Linked DNA regions of Homo sapiens: region 2 is linked to region 1. A link is an interaction called in ENCODE POLR2A ChIA-PET data of the cell type or tissue named here. Cell type or tissue: endothelial cell of umbilical vein. All regions are shown on one strand. Links, peaks and the distances in the headings refer to the core of each region. The heading gives the core; the rest is flanking DNA.

The links. Peaks named below come from ENCODE experiments on the same cell type or tissue, not always from the same donor. Only the 100,000 strongest peaks of a DNase experiment are listed, where the experiment ranks them.
Region 2: POLR2A ChIA-PET joins it to region 1 with 6 read pairs; 2 of 35 experiments call an interaction of 5 or more read pairs at or near these places.

The regions. Positions count from the first base shown.
Region 1 is chr1:236,127,162-236,134,758 of GRCh38, reverse strand. No RefSeq gene overlaps it. Among named protein-coding and RNA genes, the nearest start is that of GPR137B, 12 kb to the left of the region's middle. In endothelial cell of umbilical vein, for the core only: no CTCF peak of the experiment used is centred there; no DNase peak of the experiment used is centred there; H3K27me3 peaks cover 153 bases.
Region 2 is chr1:236,006,163-236,013,759 of GRCh38, reverse strand. NID1 (nidogen 1) reads left to right here. Exons shown (of 20, transcript NM_002508.3): 11 at 200-349; 12 at 1,717-1,839. Among named protein-coding and RNA genes, the nearest start is that of LINC02768, 37 kb to the right of the region's middle. In endothelial cell of umbilical vein, for the core only: no CTCF peak of the experiment used is centred there; a DNase peak (open chromatin) is centred at 3,739; H3K27ac peaks cover 1,658 bases.

The sequences.
Region 1 (7,597 bases), core at 1,413-6,412:
TTCCCCACAGCTCTTAAATTCTTTGTGTCCCTCATACTGCTGTCTAGCAGCATCACTCTGTTTCTGAAAACTTTAATGTCAATGGAATCTTCATTGTCCTGGGTTACCTTTACCGCAAGTGACCACAAATGACAATTTATGCCATGAACCGTCTTAACACTATCTGAATTTTCATTTTCCTCCAGCTCAACCAGACCAGATAACCAAGCTCAAATTCTCACCATTCTCTGAGAGTATGTGGCTACCAATACTCCCGGTGTCTATTTCTATATTTCCCAGAGTTCTTGGTTGCAAGCAACAGAAGTAAGATTTGGTTAATTTAAGCAGAAAAAGAATTCATTAAAAGGCACATTATGTGGTTCACAAAATCTCCAAGAGTGCTGGAGGAGCTTGGAGATTAAGAAGAAGGAATGATACCCAAAGTGATGCTGCAGGACTGGTTCTAGAATAATATCACTGCCCCTACCACTGGCTCTGATACTAGTAGTTTGCCCCACAGGAAATACTAGTGCTGGACACTGGAAATTGCCTGTATCAGTTAGGCAAGAAGAAAGTTGCAAGTAACAGAAAATCTGTCTAATAATAGATTAATAGTAAATGTTTGTCTTTCTTACATATCTGGATGTCAGTTGTTGCAAGCATTGATTCAACCATTTAAAAAATCTGTGAGGGATCCTGGCCCTATCTGTCTTTCTTCTCTATCATCCTTAGCATATTGGCTTTAATCTTCAGAGTTGTCCTCTCGTGGTTGCAAGATGGCTGCTCTAGCTCCAGCCATCACATTTGCATTCAAGGCAGAAATTGGAAGAAGACAGAAAGAGTGACTCCTATGTCAGGAGGACAAGGTTTTACCAAAAAATCCCAAGTCAGGCCTCCACCTACATCTTTTGGGCCAGAAGTGTGCCATAAGCCATCTAGAGCTATAAGGGAAGCACTCATTTGGCACATCCAGCCTCTATAGTAGGGACAGGCAAAGGGAAGAGGTTACAAAGGGTTTTGGATAAATGAATCCGTCTCTAGAGTAGATTATGCAGTCCATGCTTCCTTAAGTCACACTCTTCCAATTCAAAGTCTGGAGCAGGGGCGTTTGATTAGCAGAGTCTAGACCATGTGCTCTCATCTTAGCAAGGGTGGCTGGGAGCATGACTCCCTGGCATCTGCCGCTTCTATGGTGGAAGCTTCCACTTCATTCTCTTCAAGTAGGGAATTTCCCAGGTGGAGAAAGGGAGTGCCCGTGCTGGAAGTCCAGATGGGGACAAATACTTTTCCATACTGTTACAGATCTTCCCAGATTATTTTATGCGTGTTGTTAAAAGTTGAAAATTGGTCGGGCGTGGTGGCTCATGCCTGTAATCCCAGCACTTTGGAGGCCAAGGCGGGTGAATCACCAGAGGTCCAGAGTTCAAGACCAGTCTGGCCAACATGTCTGTTTTGTAAAGACCTGTCTTTACAAAAATACAAAAATCACCTGGGCATGATGGTGGGTGCCTGCAGTCCTAGCTACTCGGGAGGCTGAGGCAGGAGAATCGTTTGAACCCTGGAGGTGGAGGTGGCAGTGAGCCGAGATCGCACGATTACACTTCAGCCTGGGTGACTGAGCGAGACTCCATCTCAAAAAAAAAAAAAAAGTTGAAAATTCACGTTTTGGAAAATGTACATCACATTTGCATGAGATTATCTTTTTTATTATCTGTCCTCAGGAATTCTTTTCTATTTCCTTTGAAATATTTAGGGAGTGAAAAGAAGGCAAGCTAAAGACAGAATTCCTGTTCTGCAACTTGGCTGGTCTCTGAGATCAGGCTACCAACAGGCATCTCTTGCAGCTCCAAACCTCCTACCCTGCCTCTATACTGCTCAGGAATCCAGGAACCCCCAGTGTGAAGCTCCTCCAAGTCTGCTGACAGCAGCATGCAGGATACCCCTCCCAGAGTTTATTATAGAGAATCCCACTGGGGCTAGCTGCTTGAATTAAGATCTGATTTGTATTTTATGACTGGAGGGATGAAAACAGTCTAACACAGATTTATGGTGATAGTTGCAAGGCTTGGTGAATTTACTAAAAATCGATGACTTGTGTACTTGAAATGAGCGAACAGACCCCTCCCACACTTCCTGCCCAATAAAACGTATCTGTCTGTGTTCTGCTTCAGAGGACTAGAATTTCCAAGGTGGCGAGTAGCTTGTTTCGACAACCAAATCTGTGCTAGTATTTCCCTGGGAAGGAATACTTTGTACCATTTGGTTCTGCTGATTCCAGCTATAGAAATAAATTATCATTAGGAACCATATAACCAGTCATAGCCTGCTCAATCTAGAATATTAATAGAGGCCCCCAGAAAAAACAACTCTAGCCAGAAGGAATGTCAGTCAACTAAGGAGTGCAGGCCCCTTAAAAAATGGAAACCTTGACCTAATAGCAGAGAATCCCATCATCAGGCTGGACTTATTTATATTCATAGTTGTACATTGTTAGAGGAAACTACCTCAGCAGTTACAGTAGAATTCTAAAAATTCAAGCTTTGAAAACTTAGTGTCATGTGGCTCTTAGTCTCTGAATTCTGCCCATAAAAGACTTTTTGTTTGCTCTAGGCAATGACAAGTCCTGCTTCACCAAACCTAAAGTGATAGAAACACAGAGTTATCTCTTCACTTCCAAGATCAGCACATATTAGGTGTTGGATTCATAACTGAATGAACAACTGATTCACTGGCTGGAGTTTTTGTTCTTAGCCACTCAGGACAGAGTCTACGTTTTTTGTGAGTTTTTTGGTTTAAGTCACAATCTTAAAATTTGAATGCTAAGAGTTTCAAAGGTTTTAGGAATGCTGAGATTCAAGGAGTAGGTAAGATAGCATACGTGATAAGTAGGGTTTTACAAGCTAAGATTATTCTTGTGTAAAAGCCAGGAGTGTTTTGAAAGTTCCTATTTTAACTAACGAATTGTACTTTTTCTAAGATATACGTGAATTTTATGCCTATTTTATGCTCTCGTGTTTGTGATTCCTAAACTGAAGGACCATTAAGCATATCAGACTTTTTAAAAACATTATCAAATCAAAGTTCACTCATTTCAAAGTGTATAAGTCAGTGATTTTCAGTAACTTCACCAAGTTGTGCAACTATCGCCATAAATCTGTCTTAGACTGTTTTCATCCCTCCGGTCAAAAGATAAAAATCAGATTTTAATTCAAGCAGGTAGTTCCAGTGGGATTCTTTATAATAAACTCCAAATCGAGGACAATCCTTAACTAGTACCTAAGCAAACAGGCAGATGGTGTAGCCCTTCTAGAGTTGCTCAGAAATGCTCTCTTAATGATTCAATAATTTCATTAAAACTTTGGTATTATTAAGTGGATCTGTGACAAAAAAGGAAATTTAGTCTAAAAGGTCAAGAACATAGACTATTTCCTATTCACCTGGAAACAGAATGAAATTGTTACTATAAATGAATCCTAAGAAGCATCTTAACATCATAACCTCAGCCGGGCGTGGTGGCTCACGCCTGTAATCCCAGCACTTTGGGAGGCCGAGGTGGGTGGATCACGAGGTCATTAGTTTGAGAACAGCCTGGCCAAAATGGTGAAACTCCCTCTCTACTAAAAATACAAAAATTAGCCAGGCGTGGTGGTGTGCACCTGTAATCCCAGCTACTCAGGAGGCTGAGGCAGGAGAATCGTTTGAACTCGGGAGGCGGATGTTGCAGTGAGCTGAGATCAAGCCATTGCACTCCAGCCTGGGTGACATAGCAAGACTCTGTTCCCCCCACCCAAAAAAAAAAAAACAACATAATTTCCTGCTCCAGGAAAGTCATAGTGAGTGGTTTGCTCAAGTTTCGGAGGGGAAAATTAGATCCAGTGCTTACCAGGAGTTCTTGCAAAGGCATTTAAGCTGCCTGATAACGTTCAGTGTTCTTCCTAATTGGTTCCCATTTTCATCTCCAGAAAAGGCAGTGTTTCAAGGAGCTCATGCAGAAAGAGGTGGCTGGTTGTACCCACAGAACTTCATTACATCAAAGGGACTGAGAACTGACCAGATCTTGCTTTCAGGAGTATAACATTCACGCACTGCAGGGAAAATTAGCTATTATGGGTGTCCCTGGGCACACAACATGTATAGCTATTGATAGAATTGAAATCTCCAGGCTTCGGTGAACTATGCAAGAAAGGCTTTACCTATGGCCCCAGGGCAGGGCAAAAGGAATGAAGGTGAGGGACACGTTGAAAGCAGTGCTGAGAAAGCAGTTCCAGAGGCCAGGCCAGATCCAGTTTTTGTGGGGCCTGCAACCTTCTTCAATACTAGAGATCCTCTTTAAGGAAAGAAAAAATAAAATTACATATGCAAAATTTAATACTAAAGTAAATATTTATTTAGAACAAGAAATTTATTTGGAACAAATTACAAAGTTTCAGACGCTGACCAATACTACACATATCACAAAACTCAGAAGAATAATGCAATGTTTTTGCTTAGTAATTGCCCGAGGTTCCTCTGCATTTTTTTTGGCTGTATACCCCTCTTAATATAAGAATGATTCTGCACACCTGTAGTCCTAGCTACTTGGGAGGCTGAGGTTGGAGGATCACTCCAGCCCATGAGTTCGAGGCCATAGTGAGCTATAATCATGCCACGGCACTCCAGCCTGGGCAAACAAATGAGACCCTGTCTCTAAAAATAAAAATAAAAATAAAAAATAAAACAAATGACAACAGAAAGAATAATTCTGTAATAATATCTTTCCGTAGAGGGAATAGGAAGATACTTCTTTCCTCTTGCACAATTGATCACACCTTGTTTTTGTTATTAAGGTTCAGGAGAGTTTGTTTCAGCTTTGCAACTCGTTGTTAGCCTTGTAGATTCTTACGGTTGTTTTCAAGCTTGAGGACATTGTGATGAATGAACTTTTCTTTCATTTATGGTTCATAAGCTTTCAGAACATTTCAAGTTTTCTTGTGCAGCAACTAATCTTAAATAGTCTTTGAGTTGACACTCATTACCCAGTTTATTGTGGTGTCCGTGTCCTGGCATAGTATGAGTTTTAAGTAATCTTCATATTTCAGGCACAGCCTGCAGAAAGGGAAAACAAAGGCTACCCCATAAAGAATGCAGGCCAGCACTTGGGGCCCAAGGAACTTGGCCACACCCAGAGCACCATTTGCATTTTTCCTCTGCTCGGCAGAGCACAGTGACTGCTTTGTGCTCAGAGAGGGGAGAAAGACCTCTGTGCCCACAGCACAAGCGAAGGCCTTCTTGGGACGAGAGCCATCCTGTGTCTTCTCATCTGGACACTAGGGGACAAAGGGAGAGAAAGGAGGCAGGAAGGCAAGCCAAGGGGCCCTGCTAGTGGGAGCTTTCTGAGCTCTGGGAGATCCAGGTCTTGGCTAGTAGGATTTGGCCAGCAGAGGCCCCGCTTCAGACAGATGCCCTGGGAATAGACGGACCCTACTAGAGTAGACAGAGAACTTAAACTTGGTCCAAGAGCACCTGGAAGCAGATTCTTAAGAAAGTGCTTCTTAGTTGTGCTCTCAATGTGGGAAAACAGCAGGGATTGCAATTTCAAAAGGAATAATGCTGGATCTCATACTGGGAAATCAACCAAAAGGAATCAGCAGAACAGGGTAGGGGAAAGCCCGGGTCTTGCAGGGCTTTTCCCAGGAGAACTGGAATTATAGGTGCTCAGAAGCAATTTGGAGAGTCAGTGGATGGCTGAGTGGCTGCTCTGCTCTGCACACGATCACAGCACAAAGCCCCACTGTGGCTGCAGCAGCCATGGCCTGACTCACATATGCTGCCTCAGCACGTTCTGGGCCATGGGAATATTGCCAGCCTTCTGCTTTGACAACCTCCACAACCAAGCCTCAGGGCGATCCTCTATGGCCGTCTGATGACAGCCCACCACCAGGTTACAGCAGCAGCCTGCACAGTCCCCTGTCAGCGAGCTGGGTGAGTTTCTGGAGCGGGCTGGGACCCCAGAGAATGAGGCAGGCCACTGGCAGGCGGATGCCAGCTACTGAGGTGAGAAATGGGTCGCTCTGAGCTTTGCTGGGATGCACAAGTGCTGTGCTTCACTGATGTACTGTAAGCACAGCCTTGTCAGTACCCACCGCTCTTCCTGTCCAGACTAGGCCATCAACCTCACAGAGCTACTGCGAAAATGAAATAAAATAATGCATGTAAGTGCCTAGCCCTACATCTAGAACATGAGAGCCCACCAATTGGGAGCCACGAATGGTGCTGATCCTGACAGTTTAACGGTGGTGACAGAAGACCTTGGGCTGTTCTTACATTATTGGTGACAGATAGATGCTGGTCTGTCTCACTCTTTATCTCTCTGCCCCTTATAACAACTAACTTGGGGCTGGGCACAGTGGCTCAGGCCTGTAATGCCAGCACTTTGGGAGGCCAAGGTGGGCGGATCACCTGAGGTCAGAAGTTCGAGCCCAGCCTGGCCAACATAGCGAACCCTATCTCTACTAAAAATACAAAAATTAGGCCGGGCATAGTGGCTTACATCTGTAATCCCAGCACTTTGGGAGGCCGAAGTGGTTAGATCACTTGAGGTCAGTAGTTGGAGACCATCCTGGCCAACATGGTGGAACCCCGTCTCTACTAAAAATACAAAAATTAGCCAGGCATGGTGGTGTGTGCCGGTAATCCCAGCTACTTAGGAGGCTAAGGCAGGAGAATCGCTTGAACCTGGGAGGCAGAGGTTGCAGTGAGACGAGATCCCGCCACTGCACTGCAGCCTGGGCAACGGAGCGAGACTCCGTCTCAAAACAAACAAACAAACAAACAAACAAAAAACAAAAATAACAAGTGACTCAGCCACGCATGGCCCTGAAATGAGCAGTCACTTACTAGGTGCAACATTTCCCAGCTCCGGGACTGAGAATCACAGGATTAAGATGGAAAGAAGGAAGTATACAATTAGGGAGGGCTCAAATGACAAGTAGGAACTAGGAATGTAAAAAGATTTGGTACACAGAAAAGTAGGGGGTCAGATAGCATAGCCTGTGTGAGCTGCGAGGACTGAGAGCAAGCAGGTTTTGGAGAACCCTAAGAAGGTCAGACCATAAGAGGCAGAGGGGGAGGAGGACCACAGATTGGAGTTAAGCCAACCAAACAAGCAAACGAACCAAAAACAACCATTTTTAAGGTGTTAGAATTGAACACTTTAACACACAGTATTTTGTTCATCCGTAAACATGTCTTTATTAATGTATAATTATTGTTCTCTCTGTCTAACAGACGATTAAAGGAAGCTCAGGGTTAGGGACCTTCCCTAAAGCCACACAGCTAACTGAGGTCAGAGCTGGCCCAGAAAGCCTCATGTCTAGCTCTGAGCCACAGGGCAACGTGGCCCAAAAAGCCCAGTGAGGACCCACCACTTCCGCCAACCTGGGATGACAACAGCCAATTCCACGGCCATAGTAGTGGCCCCTGGAGCTGATGACCTTACGAACTGCAGTTCCCCCTGCTGCCCTTTCTGGCTGGTGTCCTTCAATATGCAGCCAGGCTCTGGACTCTGGTCCCCCCGCAGCAAGGGCAGCAAGGCCAAGGGCCAGTGAGCAGCCAGTTCTGTTCTGCTCCAGTAAGTGCT
Region 2 (7,597 bases), core at 1,423-6,422, 120 kb after region 1:
TCAGAGGCAGAACCCAGGTGGGAGGAAACGGTGAAAGCAGTAGTACCAGCCCAGTGAGGAGTGGGGTGCAGGTGAAGCTGTGGACATGCCTAGAGGTCTAGGGTCCAGGCATGGTCTCTCTTTATAGAGCTGGGAGGGGCATGTGGCCTGCTCAGGGGACTTTCTTCCTAAGACTGTGCATCAACCTTTTGTTCTGAAGCTGTCGTGGACCAGCGCCCCATCAACTACTGTGAAACTGGCCTTCATAACTGCGACATACCCCAGCGGGCCCAGTGTATCTACACAGGAGGCTCCTCCTACACCTGTTCCTGCTTGCCAGGCTTTTCTGGGGATGGCCAAGCCTGCCAAGGTGTGTGGTTGCTCTGATCTTCCCCTGTGTGTAACCTGAGAAAGTTTCCTAGGTGGTACCTGTCATGTGCCAATCACCAACTCACTCCCAAATAGAAGAAAGAATTCTTCTGTCATCTCCACAGAGTAAATGTGTTGCTTTTTATATCTCTCTAGTAGTTTGAACTATGCATTTTCTTTTGGGGGCTATTCTCATTGATGACTGTTTTGTTCTAGGTGACTAGTTCATTCAGGTGACAATTAGACACCTGCTCTCTGCTAGGAACCAGGGATATTTTCTGTCTTTCACAAAGAGACAAACTGTCCTTTTACATGGAGGACATGCATGGAGATTAAAGTCTATCCTTTTATTTAATAAGATGTATTAACATGTAGCCATTCAACTGGCTTGTTCTAACCTTCTCCTTCAAAAAAGCAAAGTTCTCTGATTGAATAAATGACTGCGGAGTCAAAGTATAAATGACTCAATAGAATCCTTCAGACTTGAGCTTCTTGGCTGCCATTGTTCTCTTACAGGTAATTTTAGGTAAGATAGCCCATCAATAGAGTACCCTGAGTTTCTTGGTTTGCACAATTACTTAATATTATACCATAGAGTATTTCTAAAAAGTCCCAACTAAGATAGAATTTCTGAGATACTTTCTCTTTATTACTGAACATGTGAATATTTTCTTTTCACTGAGGGTTTTCTGCCTAGCAGTTAATAATCTGTCAGTAAACACTCAGACAGTTTTGAAGCTCTCATTTATGACAGGAGGGAGAATTTTATAATACAAATAGATCCTATCTTTTCCCCTGTTGTAAGGTTGATGAAAACATTCTTTTCTTTCTTTTTTTTTTTTTTTTTTTTTTTGAGATGGCATTTAGCTCTTGTTGCCCAAGCTGGAGTGCAATGGCACGATCTTGGCTCACTGCAACCTCCACCTCCCGGGTTCAAGCAATTCTCCTGCCTCAGCCTCCAGAATAGCTGGGATTACAGGCACGTGTCACCATGCCCAGCTAATTTTTTATATTTTTAGTAGAAACAGGGTTTCACCGTGTTGGCCAGGCTGGTCTTGAACTCCTGACCTCAGGTGATCTGCCTGCCTCGGCCTCCCAAGGTGCTAGGATTACAGGCGTGAGCCACGGTGCCTGGCCAAAAACATTTTTCATGAAAACATTGCTGCCAAAGTGAAACACATTTGCAAGTACGACAGATAGATATTGGGGAGTTAGTGACTTGATAGTTAATGTTTAGTGAGTTTTGGATTACTGTTCCCAGATCAGAAGCAGGTTCCCATAGATTTGAGTAAGTGGCTTAAATTATTGGGTAAACTACGAATTCCAGAAGAAATCTCATTGTCCCTGGGCCTGGTGGCTGTTTTACAGATGTAGATGAATGCCAGCCAAGCCGATGTCACCCTGACGCCTTCTGCTACAACACTCCAGGCTCTTTCACGTGCCAGTGCAAACCTGGTTATCAGGGAGACGGCTTCCGTTGCGTGCCCGGAGGTAAGGTGGTGGGACATCTGGAGTCGGTAGCCCATTGCCCTGTCCATGAATGCAGAGCACATGGCCCATTGCCCTGTCCATGAATCCAGAGCACATGGCCCGTTGCCCTGTCCATGAATCCAGAGCACATGGCCCGTTGCCCTGTCCATGAATCCAGAGCACATGGCCCATTGCCTGCCCTGTCCATGAATCCAGAGCACATGGCCCTGGGAGAGAAGGTGAGGCGGGAAAGTAGGAGGCTCCATGGAGAGTTCTAAGGGTTGTTGAGGTGGGAGATCAGAGCATGGACTGCAATGTAGAGCATTCTTTGAAATGGTAGAACATCAGGTGGGAACATTGCCTATAATCCCAATACTTTAGGAGGCCGAGGTGGGTGGATCACTTGAGGTCAGGAGTTCGAGATCAGCCTGGCCAACATGGCAAAACCCCCTCTCTACTAAAAATACAAAAATTAGTCAGGCGTAGTGGCTTGTGCCTGTAATCCCAGCTACTACGGAGGCTGAGGCATGAGAATCACTTGAACCTGGGAGGCAGAGGTTGCAGTGAGCTGCAATTGAGCCACTGTAGTCCATCCTGGGTGACAGAGTGGGACTGCCTCAAAAAAAAAAAAAAAAGAAAAAAAAAGAATATATTTGACACCTTAGACTGGAGTTAACCAGTTGTGTTATTTATTTTTAATTACTGCTGCTGTTGTTGGTCAGATATATTCATGCCACTATAAATGTTTTCAATTAGAGATAAGTAAACATTTTCATCCCATCGCTTTTTAAGCAGTTAAAAACTTTAAATAACCATCCCCTTCACTAGCCTGTGAGCACATTGAGGACCTGTGAGCTCATTGAGGACCTGTGAGCTCATTGAGGGTGGTGCAGGTACACTTTTTTTTTTGTATGTTTCCAGTACCCAGTGGAGTGTTTGGTATATGGTGGGGCTCACAGCTATTTACAGCTGTTGAAGAAATAAATGAATGCATCAGCTCCATTCCTACAACAGCATTTGAAAATATTTGTTTATCTTCACTCTCACTAAGACTAGTTTTTAGAGTAGTTGTCTATCAAAAAAGAGAAAATATCAGATTAAGATTTAAATTTTGATGTATAGTAGCATATATCGTTAGTCTAAATTATTTTCTTCTGCTTAAAATGGGGCTTAGCAAACTATGGCCCATGGGCCAAATCTGGCTGTCTGTTTTTGTAAATAAAGTTTTATTGGAACACAGCCATGCTTATGTATAGTCTATGGCTGCTTTCGTGTTACAAAGGCCGAGTTCAGTAGTTGTGACAGAGACTGTAAGCTCTGCACAGCCTAAAAAGCATAAATAGGCTGGGTGCCATGGCTCTCGCCTGTAATCCTAGCATTTTGGGAGATCGAGGTGGACAGATTACTTGAGTCCAGGAGTTTGAGAGACCGGCCTGGGCAACATAGCGAGACCCTGTTTCTACAAAAAATAGAAAAATTAGCTGGGTGTGGTGTGGCACACCTGTAGTCCTAGCTCCTCGGGGGGCTGAGGTAGGAAGATTGAGCCAGGGAGATCAAGGCTGCAGTGAGCCAAGATCACTCTACACCCCATCCTGGGTGACAGAGTGAGATTCTGTCTCAAAAAAAAAAAAAAAAAAAAAAGTATAAATAGCCTACTATGTGGGCTCTTGACAGAAAAAGTTGCTGACTCCTGGCTTCGATAAACCTAGGCAAGGCAACCTTTTGTTCCTGAAATTATGGGAACAAATACCACTACTCATAGATTTTAATAGGCAGGTTACATAGAGAAGAGTTTATGATCATTTGAGTCAACACATTCCAGCTACTATTAACAATGACTAATATTCATTATTTCCTCAGTCTTGCTTCACATCTCCAGTTTAAAGAGAAGCAGATGTTTCCAATTTTGTTTTTTTGTTTTTTTAACCTGACTTTTTGTCCCCTCTTGAAAACTCTGTTGACTAAACAGAAACAGATCCAGGCGTGTAGGCTGGAATCTAAAGATGGGACAAAGTTAAAACCAATAAGGGCTGCTTGCCAGGATTGTTTAGATATTGGATCTTGTTCCCTTAAGAAGTTTAACATTTGGTTATATACTGGAGAGAGTGTTCACTAGAAACGTGTAAGAATGTTCATTGAGTTTTGTTTGTAATAGAAAAAAATATAAATGACTGCAAACAAGAGGAACAAACAGATGACTGTTGGTATAATCCATACAATGAAATGACATAAAACAGTTAAAATGAATGAACTAGAGTTCAGGGGTAAGTCTCAAAAGCGTAATGTTGAGCAAAAGAAATTATAAAAGGATATGTATAGCATGGCCCCATGTGTATAAAACATAAGCCTATGTGAAAATATACCTACATGTGTTATGTTATGTACATACATAAGAAAGCTACAACATGCATAGTGAATGAGAAATGAAAAGTTCAGGGCAGAGGTTACCTCTATAATGGGAGAGAGGGAATTGGGACTGGGGAGGGTTACATGGTGTGTCTTAGTCTGTTTGGGGCTGCTCTGGCAAAATACCATAGACTGGGAGTTTATAAACAACAGAAACTTGTTTCTCATAGTTCTGAAGGCTGGAAAGTCTGAGATCGACGTGCTGAGAAGTTGAGTGTCTGGCGAAGGCTCACTTCCTAGTTCACAGACGGCCAGACATCTTTCTGCAAAGTCCTTATATGGTAGAAAGGGCAAGAGGTCTCTTTGGGGACGCTATTATAAGGGCACCACTAAGGCCATTCATTAGGGCCCCCCTTTCATGACCTAGTCACCTGCTGGTGGCCTCACCCCCAATGCCATCACCTTGGGAGTTAGGATTTCAGTACGTGGATTTGGGAGGGACATAAACATTCACATTGCAGCACAAGAGCTGCGTCTGCGTTTCTAATGTTTTATTTCTCAGTCGGAATATGAATACACATATTTTCATCATATTATTCTAAATTGTATATGACTAAAATACTTTATGAAGACTGGACACAGTGGCTCATGCCTGTAATCCCAGCATTTTGGGAGGCCAAGGTGGGTGGATCACCTGAGGTGGGGAGTTCAAGACCAGCCTGACCAACACGGAGAAACCCCGTCTCTACTAAAAATACAAAATTAGCCAGGTGTGGTGGTGCATGAATGTAATCCCAGCTACTTGGGAGCCTGAAGCAGGAGAATCACTTGAACCTGGGGGGCAGAGGTTGCGGTGATCCGAGATCACGCCGTTGCATTCCAGCCTGGGCAACAAGAGCAAAATCCCGTCTCAAAAAAAAAAAAAAAATTAGCTGGGCGTGGTGGTGCATGCCTGTAATCCCAGTTACTCAGGAGGTTGAGGCAGGAGAATAGCTTGAGCCCAGGAGGCGGAGGTCACAGTAAGCCAAGATTGCACCACTGCACTCCAGCCTGGGTGACAGAGAAAGACTCCATCTCTAAATAATAAATAAATAAATAAATACTTTATGAAACATTACACAGAGAAAAATAATGCATAGTGTCATCTGGTCTCCTGGTGCCTATCATAGTAAAGGACAGGGATCATACAGCACTTATTTGGTACTTACTGTATACAGAAGGGGCTAGTTTCCAAAAGAAAACTAAACTGGCTTTGAAGGTGAGCCAGTGAAGATCATGGCTACTGAAATGTCAACTGATGACAGACAAACTACGAGAAATTGCGATTTGTTCCTCTTTGTCTTCTGCACGCTGCTCCACACCCTGTGTATGGATTGTGAAGTTAGTTTAGTGGCTTGCTGTTCTCACTTTCTTTTAAATGGCATGTTGAAATAGCAAACAATAATCTAGAAAATATCAGAGTGAGGAGAATATATGTAGTAGGAGTAAGTATTGTTTCATGAAGCAATACTTGTATGTATGTTTGTGTATGTGCATGGGTGAGTGCATGCCAGCATGTGTGCGTGTGTGTGTGCACATGTGTATGCGTGTCTAAGTGTGCATGGGCTGGTGTACTGGGATGCTGAGTAAAATCTGTTTCTTTCTATGGGTCATGGTTAGAAGTTAGAAAGCCACCATATTAGTTCTCTATTGTTGCATAACAAATCATCCCCAAAGTTAGCCACTTAAAACAATGAACATTTATTTTCTCACAGTTTCTGTGCGTCAGGAGTTCAGGAGCAGCTTTCCTGGGTGGTCCCTGGACCCAGGGACTCTCATGAGGTTGCTGCTGAGACATTAGTCGGGGCTGTGGTCTTCTGTGATGGCAAAGAAGGATCCCTGCTGAAGGACCCGCATGGTTGTCAGCAGGCCTCAGTTCCTCGCGACATGGGTCTCTCTACAGGGATGGCTAAGTGTCTTCAAGATCTAGCAGCTGGCCCCCTCCACAGCAAGTCAAAGGAGAGAGAGAGAGAGAGAAAGAGAGACTGACCAAGATGGAAGCCACAGTCTTTTATAAACGAATCTTGGAAGTGACAAGTATCGCTTCTGTTGATACCATCAGTCTCGGGCCATCCCTCTTGCAGTGTGACAGGGGTCTGCCCAAGTATGGAAGACCAGGCAGTGGGGAGAATGAGGGCCATCTTGGAGGTCGGCCACCATAGCCACTGACCCTGACCTTGCCTGGACAACATCTGAGGGAATGTAACTGGCTAGGTTTTTGTAACATAGGGGAGTTTATTAGAGGATCAAAGAGAGGCATTAAATGTCTTGGGCTAGAAATGTAAAACCTGGTCCAGGAGTTTAAGAACACCCTGGACAACATAGCAAGACCCCATCTCTATCAAAAAATTTAAAACTTCTAGGCATGGCATTTAAAAATTAGCACACACCTGTAGTTCCAGCTATTCACAAGGCCGAGGCAAGAGCATCACTTGAGCCTGGGAGTTCAAGGCTGCAGTGAGCTATGATCGTGCCCCTGCACTCTAGCCTGGGGTGACAGAGCTAGACCCTTTCTCCAAAAAAATTTAAAAATAATAAACAAAATGAAGCTTTCCCTCAACCCTGCATCCCTCTCTCACTGCCATCCCCTCCCCATCCTTCCCTTTATAGTTTAACTCTTCATCAAGGTTGTCTGGAATTGCTGCCTCCACTTCCTCCTCTCTCATCTTCCATTTTTTTTCCTATCTTTATATTGTAAAAATAAAACATAGATGCAAGCAATATGTAGTTCAAGGAGTTACTCTAAGGTGAGCCTGGTTGTCACTACCACTCAGATCTTGAAGTAGAGCTTTACCAGCAGCCCCAGGAGCCCCACCTGCCCCAATCATAGCCTCCTCTCTCTCCTCAAAAGCAACCACTAACCTGGCATCTGTAGTTGTCTCTTCCTTGCATTTCTAATAGCTTTATCACACTTGAGTGCATTCCTAGTCATTGTAGGTTTGGTGCTGCTCATTTTTCTATCTATAGTTTTCTTCTCCATCCCTTTCCTTTCCTTGCATTTGGTCTGTTGAAGAACCCATGCCTTTAGATCTGTAGTTTCCCACAGTCTGGATCTTGCTGATTGCACACTCATTGTACAGCACTACACACTCCTTTGTCCTCTAAATTGTCTGCAGATTGTCAGATGCTTGATCAGACTTAGGTTCAATCCTTTTGGCAAGACAATAGGTGGTGGTGTGATCTTTCATCGGGAGTGTATGTCTGCTTGTCTCACTTTTTGTGATGTTAGGAGCTATTGATGATTACTGCCTAGACCCATTAATTTCTAGGGAGGGTCAAATGGTGATATTCTAATTTCATCATTACTTTCTCATTTATTCATTGGAATTCATGCTCATTATTACCTGGGTCCACTCATTTCTAATGGGGGGGAGCAAAATGGTGATAGTCTAAT